Regions from separate parts of the Homo sapiens genome. Here regions 1 and 3 are each linked to region 2. A link is a contact called in ENCODE Hi-C or POLR2A ChIA-PET data. All regions are on one chromosome and are shown on one strand. The core of a region is the stretch at or near the end of the contact, and the rest is flanking DNA. Distances in the headings are between cores, read along the strand shown.

Region 1 (2,700 bases), core at 87-2,586, 180 kb after region 2:
TAAACTGGGCCGGGTGCGGTGGCTCACGCCTGTAATCCCAGTACTTTGGGAGGCCGAGGCAGGTGGATCACGAGGTCAGGAGTTCAAGACCAGCCTGACCAACATGGTGAAACCCCATCTCCACTAAAAATAAAAAAATTAGCTGGGTGTGATGGCGGACGACTATAATCCCAGCTACTCGGAAGGCTGAGACAGAAAATTGCTTGAACCCGGGAGGCGGAGATTGTAGTGAGCCGAGATCACACCACTGTACTCCAGCCTGGGCAAAAGAGCGAGACTCCGTCTCAAAAAAAAAAAGGCCAGGCGTGGTGGCTCACGCCTGTAATCCCAGCACTTTGAGAGGCCAAGGCGGGCAGATCACGAGGTCAGGAGTTCCAGACCAGCCTGACCAACATGATAAAACCCCGTCTCTACTAAAATTACAAAAATTAGCTGGGCGTGGTGGCACCCGCCTGTAATCCCAGCTACTCAGGAGGCTGAGGCAGAAGAACCGCTTGAACCCGGGAGGCGGAGGTTGCAGTGAGCGGAGATCACACCACTGCACTCCAGCCTGAGTCACAGAGCGAGACTCCGTCTCAATAAATAAACAAACTGGAAGCTCTTTGAAACCAAAACCACGTATGTCTTCAGCTTTAGGTACAGAGTCTTGCACAAAATAGACATCTTTTTATTTATTTACTTTAGAGACGGGGTCTCGTTTAGACATGGGGTCTCCATATGTTGCCCAGGCTGGAGTGCAGTGGCTATTCACAGGTGCGATCATATCATAGCTGACGGCAGCCTCAAATTCCTGGGGTCAAGTGATCCTCCCGCTTCAGCCTCCCAAATACTTGGGACTACTAGATACTCGAGAAAAGGCAAGAATGTGGTCTGAATGCTGGGAAAGCAGTTCATCTGGTAAAGAGAGGAGGGGATTCCAGGTGAGGAACAGGTGTGTGCAAAGACCGGAAGCCATCCTTAAGAAAGGCGTGGTTGGAGCACAGCGTAGGAGCCAGAGGGCAAAGGTGCTGGGCAGGAGAGGCGGGAGGACAGAGATGGCGCAGGAGTGCGGTTCCACAGGGTCAGGTTCCTAACACGCTGGCCAGAGCAGGGAGCCGACCTCCAAACTCTCAGGGAAGAGAACCAGGTTGCCCACCGGCGGCACCTCGCACCTCGCCCTGACCACAAGCACGTGCGCCCAACCCGCCTCGCACCCCGGCCCGGGTAGGGGGCTCAGGGGACTCCCGGGGCACTCAGGAGGGACGCCCCGGGCGGGGCGCGCAGGCGCGCTGAGGCCGTGAGCCCCAAGGGGCGGGCGGGTGCGCGCGCTTTCTCGCGCACGCGCGCACGGAGGGGGCGACGGCCGCTGTGACGCTGCGGCGGCGGCGGGCGGGCGGCGGCGCGTGAGGCGCGCGATCCCCGGTGTCTTGGGAGCAGTGCCCCGGCCCCCGCCGCTCCCGCCGCCGCCATGTCGGGCCGGTCGGTCCGGGCGGAGACCCGCAGCCGGGCCAAGGACGACATCAAGAAGGTGATGGCGGCCATCGAGAAAGTGCGGAAATGGTGAGGGGCCGGAGCTTAGGGGGCTGGCGGGGGTCGCGGATCCAGGCCCTGAGGAGCGTGGGACTGGCGGGTCAGGTGGGAGCCGACCGGCCGGCGCTGGGGGAGGGGGGTGCGGGAGAAGGCGGGAGGAGGGCGCCGCTGGCGTCGGCGTGAGGTCAGAGGGCGCGCCGGCCGCGGCCAATCAGCGGTCCTCCCGGCTCGCGGGCCCGCCCACCTGCTGCGGCTGCTGCCGCGCGCCGCCTGGGAGGGGATTCCGGCTTCCGGCCCGGACTGGAGCTGCCTGGCGTCGGTGCCCGCGCCCGGCCCAGCCCGGGGCCCGCCCTCCCCTCTTCCTGGGCAGTGGCCCCGCCTGCGTTTCCAGGCTTCCTCTTGATAATAGCGAGTAGCCCTGGAGTGGTGTCAGCCCGCCAGGCTGAGCGCTCTGCGTATTCAGGCGTTGAAGTTGGGTGAGTTTCTGGGTTAGTCCATCTGTCAAGGGAGCAAGCCTGGTGTCATCCAGAGGGATACCCCTCCCTTTCCCCCAGTAACCGGCCCCTGCGCCGCGAGCTTGGTAGGCATTTTCTCTTGCTGCCCCGGCGGCTGTCAGGAGAGTCCTTTGCAAACTATGTACCAGCCTCCCTCTAATTTCCCTGCTTCTGCTCTTGTTCATTCCCCAGTCCGTTCATCATTTGCACTGTGTGATTTTATTTTTCTCACTTCCAAGTAGCAGAGTGGTCTTTTTAAAGTGCACATCCTTACTTGGGAGGCTGTGGTGGGAGGATTGCTGGGACCCAGGAGTTGGAGGCTGCAGTGAGCTATGATCGTGCCACGGCACTCCAGCCTGGGCTACGGAGAGAGACCCCGTGTCTAAAATGTTCATGGAAGATGCCGATTGAGCCCCTGTTTAGTATCCGGAACTCCGATACATACTATATCGGTGTGTATCGGAGTCATCACATTAAACTTTCACAGCCAACTTCGTCAGCTCTTTTGTATAGCCAATTACTACTAATAATTTAAAAACCCAGGTCTGGCTAGGTGAGGTGGCTCAGGCATGTAATCCCAGCACTTTGGGAGGCTGAGGTGGGCGGATCGCTTGAGGCCAGGAGTTTGAGACCAGCCTGGGCAACATAGTGAGACCCCGTCTCTACAGAAAATAAAAGTTCAAGTAGATGTTACCTC
Region 2 (2,700 bases), core at 93-2,592:
TCAGCCTCCCCAGTAGCTGGGATTACAGGGCCGTGCCACCACCCACGGCAATTTTTTTTTTTTTTAAACGGAGTCTGTCTCCGTCCGGTAGGCTGGTGTGCAGTGGCATGATTTCCGCCCATTGCAACCTCCGCCTCCTGAGTTCAAGCGACTCTCCTGCCTTAGCCTCCCGAGTAGCTGGGATTACAGGCACCCGCCACCACGCCCAGCTAATTTTTGTATTTTTAGTAAAGACGGGGTTCCACCATATTGGCCAGGGTGGTCTCCAACTCCTGGCCTCAGGTGATCTGCCCACCTCAGCCTCCCAAAGTGCCGGGATTACAGGCGTGAGCCACCGCACCCGGCCTAAAAAAAAAAATTGTAACCATGATTCAGTAAAAAAAAAAAAAAAAAAAAAAATGTTAAAATTAGTCTGCGCCTGTAGTCCCAGATTCTCGGGAGGCAAAGGCGGGAGGATCGCTTGAGCCCAGGAGGTCGAGGCTGCAGTGAGCTACGGTCGCGTCACTGCACTCCGGCCTGGGCGAGGGTAAGACCCCCACCAAAAAAAAGTATAGGACTCGGGCAACTGGCTATCTGGAAGACAGACAGCACCCCAGCAGGAGGTGGGGTGTGGAGAAGACCTTGAAAGGCAGGGTGCCTGATAGGGGAGTATGAGAATGGGGAGTATGGGCAGAAAAGCAGGTGGGATCAGACTGGGGGAGCCTTCCCCAAACGTAAAAGGGACGAAGGGGCTTGGGGAAGAGCTCTAGAGTGCCCCCGAGCTCCTTCTAGATCGACGACTCCAGGATGGGTGGGTGTCCGTGCTCCGCCCAACCTGCCCGGGCCCCCGGCAGTGGAGCACGGCGCCACCACACTGGCACTCCGCCGCCCAGAGCCACCCTGGCGCCGCTCGCCCCCGCCGGCGGCACAGAAACGATGGCAGCCACCCAGGTCAGTGAGCGATGGCAGGTGCGGGGCGGGAACCGAGCCCTAAGCTGCAACCAGAACCGAGCACGCACAGAGCGGCGCAGACCGAATTCCCAGATTCTACGCACCGCGGCGCTTCGCGAGGGGAGGGGCAAGCACCGCGGGTTGCCCAGCCTAGGGCGAGGCCAGGTGCGGCGCTCAGGGCGACCCGCGCAAAGCCTGCGGGGATTACGTAATGGCGTAAGGGGCGGGGATGGAGGCGGGGCCGGACTGTTCTCGGGGATACGTAAGGAAACGGGACCAAGGGCGGAGAATCCCGCGATGGGGGCGGGGAGAGGGCGGGGCTCAAGTCGGAACTGGGCGGGGCGGCTGAAGACGGAAATGGGCGGGGCTGCGAGCTAGGGCGGGAGAAGGAGCGCGGGGAGGACGTACCTTGTGAGATGCGAGCCGGCCAACAGCTTGCAAGCATGCTCCGCTGGACCCGAGCCTGGAGGCTCCCGCGTGAGGGACTCGGCCCCCACGGCCCTAGCTTCGCGAGGGTGCCTGTCGCACCCAGCAGCAGCAGCGGCGGCCGAGGGGGCGCCGAGCCGAGGTCAGTCAAGGGCACCGGGCGGGAGGCCATCCTCTGTCCTCCTTTTCCTGCCGGGCCCCGACGGCCCCATCTCCTCCCTTTGGGCCTGTCACCTCCCAGGCCTCTCCCCCAAAGCTCTTTCCCCCTACCCCTTTCCCCGTCTCCGCCGGCTCAGACTCTGACCTCGATCCTTCCCCTGCCAGGCCGCTTCCGCTTTCCTACAGGCTTCTGGACGGGGAGGCAGCCCTCCCGGCCGTCGTCTTTTTGCACGGGCTCTTCGGCAGCAAAACTAACTTCAACTCCATCGCCAAGATCTTGGCCCAGCAGACAGGCCGTAGGGTGAGCTTTCGAGTGGGCGGGGCTCCTTTGGGGCTGGGCGGGAGTGGGCGGGGCCTGAGAGGAGGCGGGGCAGGGGGGGTCCCGCTTCTCACGCTCACTTCCAGATCCCTCACTCTGAGTATGGACCCTGAACGGCAACCCCATTTATTCCCTCACGTTGCCATCTTCATTAATTCATGTTGTAGATCTCCATCGGGGCTGGCCCATGCCTAGGCGCCTGCACCCTTTCCATGAAGGGGCCTGCTTGTTCACTAGGGATGACCGGGAGCTCACCACCTCTTATGGCAGCCCATTCTTCTGTGCTCCTACTGTTGGAAATTCCTGGAGTCTCCTTCCTGGCATTCTCCGAGATTGCCACCCAGCCAGGCCAGCCCTTCAGAGACGTGGTCACAACCCTGGGGCCTGCTCTTCTCTGGCAGAGTGGCCCCAGGTTCTTCATCTGGGCCTCCTAGGTCTGGAAACTGGGCCCTTCCCCTCCACAGGGTGTATCCCCAGGCTCTCCACACCTTTGACCTGCTGTCCCTACAAGCCTTTGGCTGTCTACCCCCAGAATGGGGATATCAACGCAGCCCCGTCTCACCCCACTCCCCAGGTGCTGACGGTGGATGCTCGTAACCACGGTGACAGCCCCCACAGCCCAGACATGAGCTACGAGATCATGAGCCAGGACCTGCAGGACCTTCTGCCCCAGCTGGGCCTGGTGCCCTGCGTCGTCGTTGGCCACAGCATGGGAGGAAAGACAGCCATGCTGCTGGCACTACAGAGGGTGAGCCGCCCATGTCTGGGGCCTCCTCCCATTCAGTATATACCCTGAGGGCCCTGCAGGCAACCTGGGACTCACATGATCGTTGGATGACCAAGTTCAGGCTCCAGGAGCCATGCCT
Region 3 (2,700 bases), core at 168-2,667, 240 kb before region 2:
GCCCAAGCTGGAGTGCAGTGGGTGATCTCGGCTCACTGAAACCTCTACCTCCTGGGTTCAAGCAATTATCATGCCTCAGCCTCCCAAGTAGCTGGGATTACGGGCATGAACCAGCATGCCCAGCTAATTTTTGTATTTTTAGTAGAGACAGGCTTTCACCATGTTGGACAGGCTGGTCTCGAACTCCTGACCTCAAGTGATTCACCTGCTTCGGCCTCCCAAAGTGCTGGGATTACAGGCTGAGCCACCGCGCCCAGCCTACAACTCAAATCTAATCCTGTCATCCCCTGCTTACACTGTTGTCCCCAGGCAAACCTCAGCCCCTCTGGCCCAGCTTTGTAGATGACAACTGGCCAAAGTCCATGTCTCCAGCTTTCATCTCCCTGTTCTGTGGACACTAAAACCCATTTGCCAAACATATCAAACGTCTCTTTCGCCTGAGGGCTTTCCTTATGCTGCTGGTTCTGTCTGGAAGTACCACTCATCATCCATCTTTTCTGTCACTACAACCTTTTTTTTTTTTTGGAAACAGTGTCTCACTCTGTTGCCCAGGCTTGAGTGCAGTGGCGCGGTATCTTGGCTCACTGCAACCTCCGTGTACTGGGTTCAAGCGATCCTCCTGTCTCAGCCTTCTGAGTAGCTGGGATTATAGGCAGTCACTACCACACCTGGCTAATTTTTGTATTTTTAGTAGAGACGAGGTTTTACCATGTTGGCCAGGCTGGTCTTGAACTCCCGACCTCAGGTGATCCGCCTGCCTCGGCCTCCCAAAGTCCTGGGATTTCTACAAGTGAGCCACACGCCTGCTATACAACCTTTGGGGTTTGTTATAGGTCCTTCAGGGGTTAACTTAGAAGCTGTCCCCTCTTCCCACCCCAAGAGCCTTGGATAGGGCTGATGGTTCCTCCAAGCCCCAAGTCCTGCTGAACACTACTGAACACTGGATTTATTTATTTATTCATTTATTTAATTTGAAGGCAAAGTCTTGCTCTGTCGCCCAGGCTTGAGTGCAGTGGCATGATCCTGGCTCACCGCAACCTCCGCCTCCTGGGTTCAAGCGATTCTCCTGCCTCAGCCTCCCGCGTAGCTGGGACTACAAGCACTACCATGCCCAGCTAATTTTTTGTATTTTTAGTAGAAACGGGGTCTCACCATGTTGCCCAGGCTGGTCTCAAACTCCTGAGCTCAGGCAATCCACCCGTCTCGGCCTCCCAAGGAGCTGGGATTACAGGTGTGCGCCACGGTGACCCTGAACACTGGACTTAGAATGCTCTAGTATTGCCTGCCTGCTTCTGCCTCTTGACTGGGCTTCCTCCAGGCAAAGGCAGGTGTTCCTTCATTCTGAATGTCAATCAACATATTTAACCACCTGCACCACCCTTCCAGGCCATACCAGCTAATAACCAGCCCCGCCACTTGGTGGCAGCATGCAGCATGACGCAGATGAGGCTGGGGCCTGGCTGTGGAGTGAACGACCTTTGCACACCTTGCCCTGCATCAACCGCATGGCTGTTTCCCTTGGGAGCTCTTAGTGGGAGGAGGAGCTAAGGCTGGGAAGGGAAGCAGAAGCTGAGGTTTTGGCAACACAGATTCAGGAAGTTGGGGAGAAATGAGCCCAGAAGCTCAGAATGGGTGGGGTGCAGGGCCTGAGTTGGGACACAGAAGGCTAGCCCCAGGTCAGGGTTTGTGCCCCCATAAGGAGCTCCCACATGAGGCCCCGGGACCCGCCAGCAGCAGCAGGTCTTTTGCACCATCTCCCCAACGCTGTTTAGGCAAGGGGTGAACCTGAGGTCACCCAAAGCCTCCAGCCGCTCTCCCAAACAGCCGCCTACCACGGGGGACCCAGGAGGCCAAGTCAATAACCCGAAATCATAAAATCTCAAAGGCGTCGAGCATTTGGAAGGAGGAGCAGACGCAGCAAATGGGGCCTTTTCCCAGGCAGCTCGTGTGGAACAAGAGAAACAGATTTACGAGCGTCTGGTTGAAGCCAGGTTGGGGGGCGGGGTGGGGATGGGGGGTTTGGTGGAGACGCAGAACGTTTCTAGTGCACAGGAAGGATGATAAATGGGAATGAGCTGCACGGGCTCCATGGCTGTGGTTTAAGATGCGTGAAATGCAGGCTCTCTCTTTCGTGTGCTTTGTTACAGATTTGGAAGAACATAAATGTATGTATCAGTGTTTCATGGACTCTCCCAAGACCTGCAAACTCCGGTCCTCCTTCCTCTGAAAGGTGGGCCATCTGAGAGCGATGTTGGACATGGGTGTGTACCGGGGAGCACGGGCTGGTTGCCCATCCTTGGCCCTGAACTTGGACTCCCAGATGTAGCCACATGGCCCAGACCTCCCCCCGACCCGGCGGCACGGCGGCTTGAGAAAGGCCTGCCTCTGAGTCACAGGCAAGGCTCTAACGCTGTCTGTGGACTCTGGACTGAGACCCACAGGCTTGAAGGGGAAAGGGCACCCAGTTTACAGTCATGTTCATGCACACGCACACCTGCACACGCACACACCTGCACATGCATGCCTGACCACACATGCCTCCACATGTACACCTGCACGCACATGCCTGCACACACGCTTGCAAACGCACACCTGCACACACAATCTGCACACGCACACCTGCACACACATGCCTGCACACACACGCTTGCAAACGCACACCTGCACACACAATCTGCACACGCACACCTGCACACACAT

Evidence for each region. A loop is a pair of places that touch in the nucleus more often than their neighbours do. ChIA-PET counts read pairs that join two places held with the same protein, here RNA polymerase II (POLR2A). Pooled maps may share reads with other maps.
Region 1: a loop to region 2 is called in a map of B cell, with 21 times the contacts of the local background. The contact joins the promoter of BCL7B here to the promoter of ABHD11 in region 2. A Hi-C loop is called at or near these places in 7 of 168 maps with a recorded cell type or tissue (B cell, CD4-positive, alpha-beta T cell, CD4-positive, alpha-beta memory T cell and 3 more), 13 of 37 single-sample maps with no recorded cell type and 17 of 50 pooled maps. POLR2A ChIA-PET finds 5 or more read pairs at or near these places in 21 of 52 experiments (A673, B cell, BJ and 18 more).
Region 3: a loop to region 2 is called in a map of PC-9, with 2.5 times the contacts of the local background. The contact joins the enhancer-like site here to the promoter of ABHD11 in region 2. A Hi-C loop is called at or near these places in 1 of 168 maps with a recorded cell type or tissue (PC-9) and 1 of 50 pooled maps. POLR2A ChIA-PET finds 5 or more read pairs at or near these places in 5 of 52 experiments (HCT116, PC-9, WTC11 and 1 more).

What each region holds. Positions count from the first base shown.
Region 1 is chr7:73,556,326-73,559,025 of GRCh38, reverse strand. It overlaps BCL7B (BAF chromatin remodeling complex subunit BCL7B), which reads left to right and starts at 1,336. Exons shown (of 6, transcript NM_001707.4): 1 at 1,336-1,539. The coding sequence starts at 1,448. RefSeq lists silencers at 1,061-1,300, 1,351-1,460, 1,481-1,530, 1,551-2,000.
Region 2 is chr7:73,737,444-73,740,143 of GRCh38, reverse strand. ABHD11 (abhydrolase domain containing 11) reads left to right here and starts at 1,342. Exons shown (of 6, transcript NM_148912.4): 1 at 1,342-1,498; 2 at 1,681-1,816; 3 at 2,409-2,582. The coding sequence starts at 1,374. RefSeq lists enhancers at 229-885, 886-1,543 and a silencer at 1,222-1,321.
Region 3 is chr7:73,978,033-73,980,732 of GRCh38, reverse strand. No RefSeq gene overlaps it. Among named protein-coding and RNA genes, the nearest start is that of ELN, 49 kb to the left of the region's middle. RefSeq lists an enhancer at 1,320-1,614. Within about 2 kb of position 1,417, at least 5 of the 41 ENCODE cell types and tissues checked have a DNase peak (open chromatin) inside an H3K27ac peak, as active enhancers do.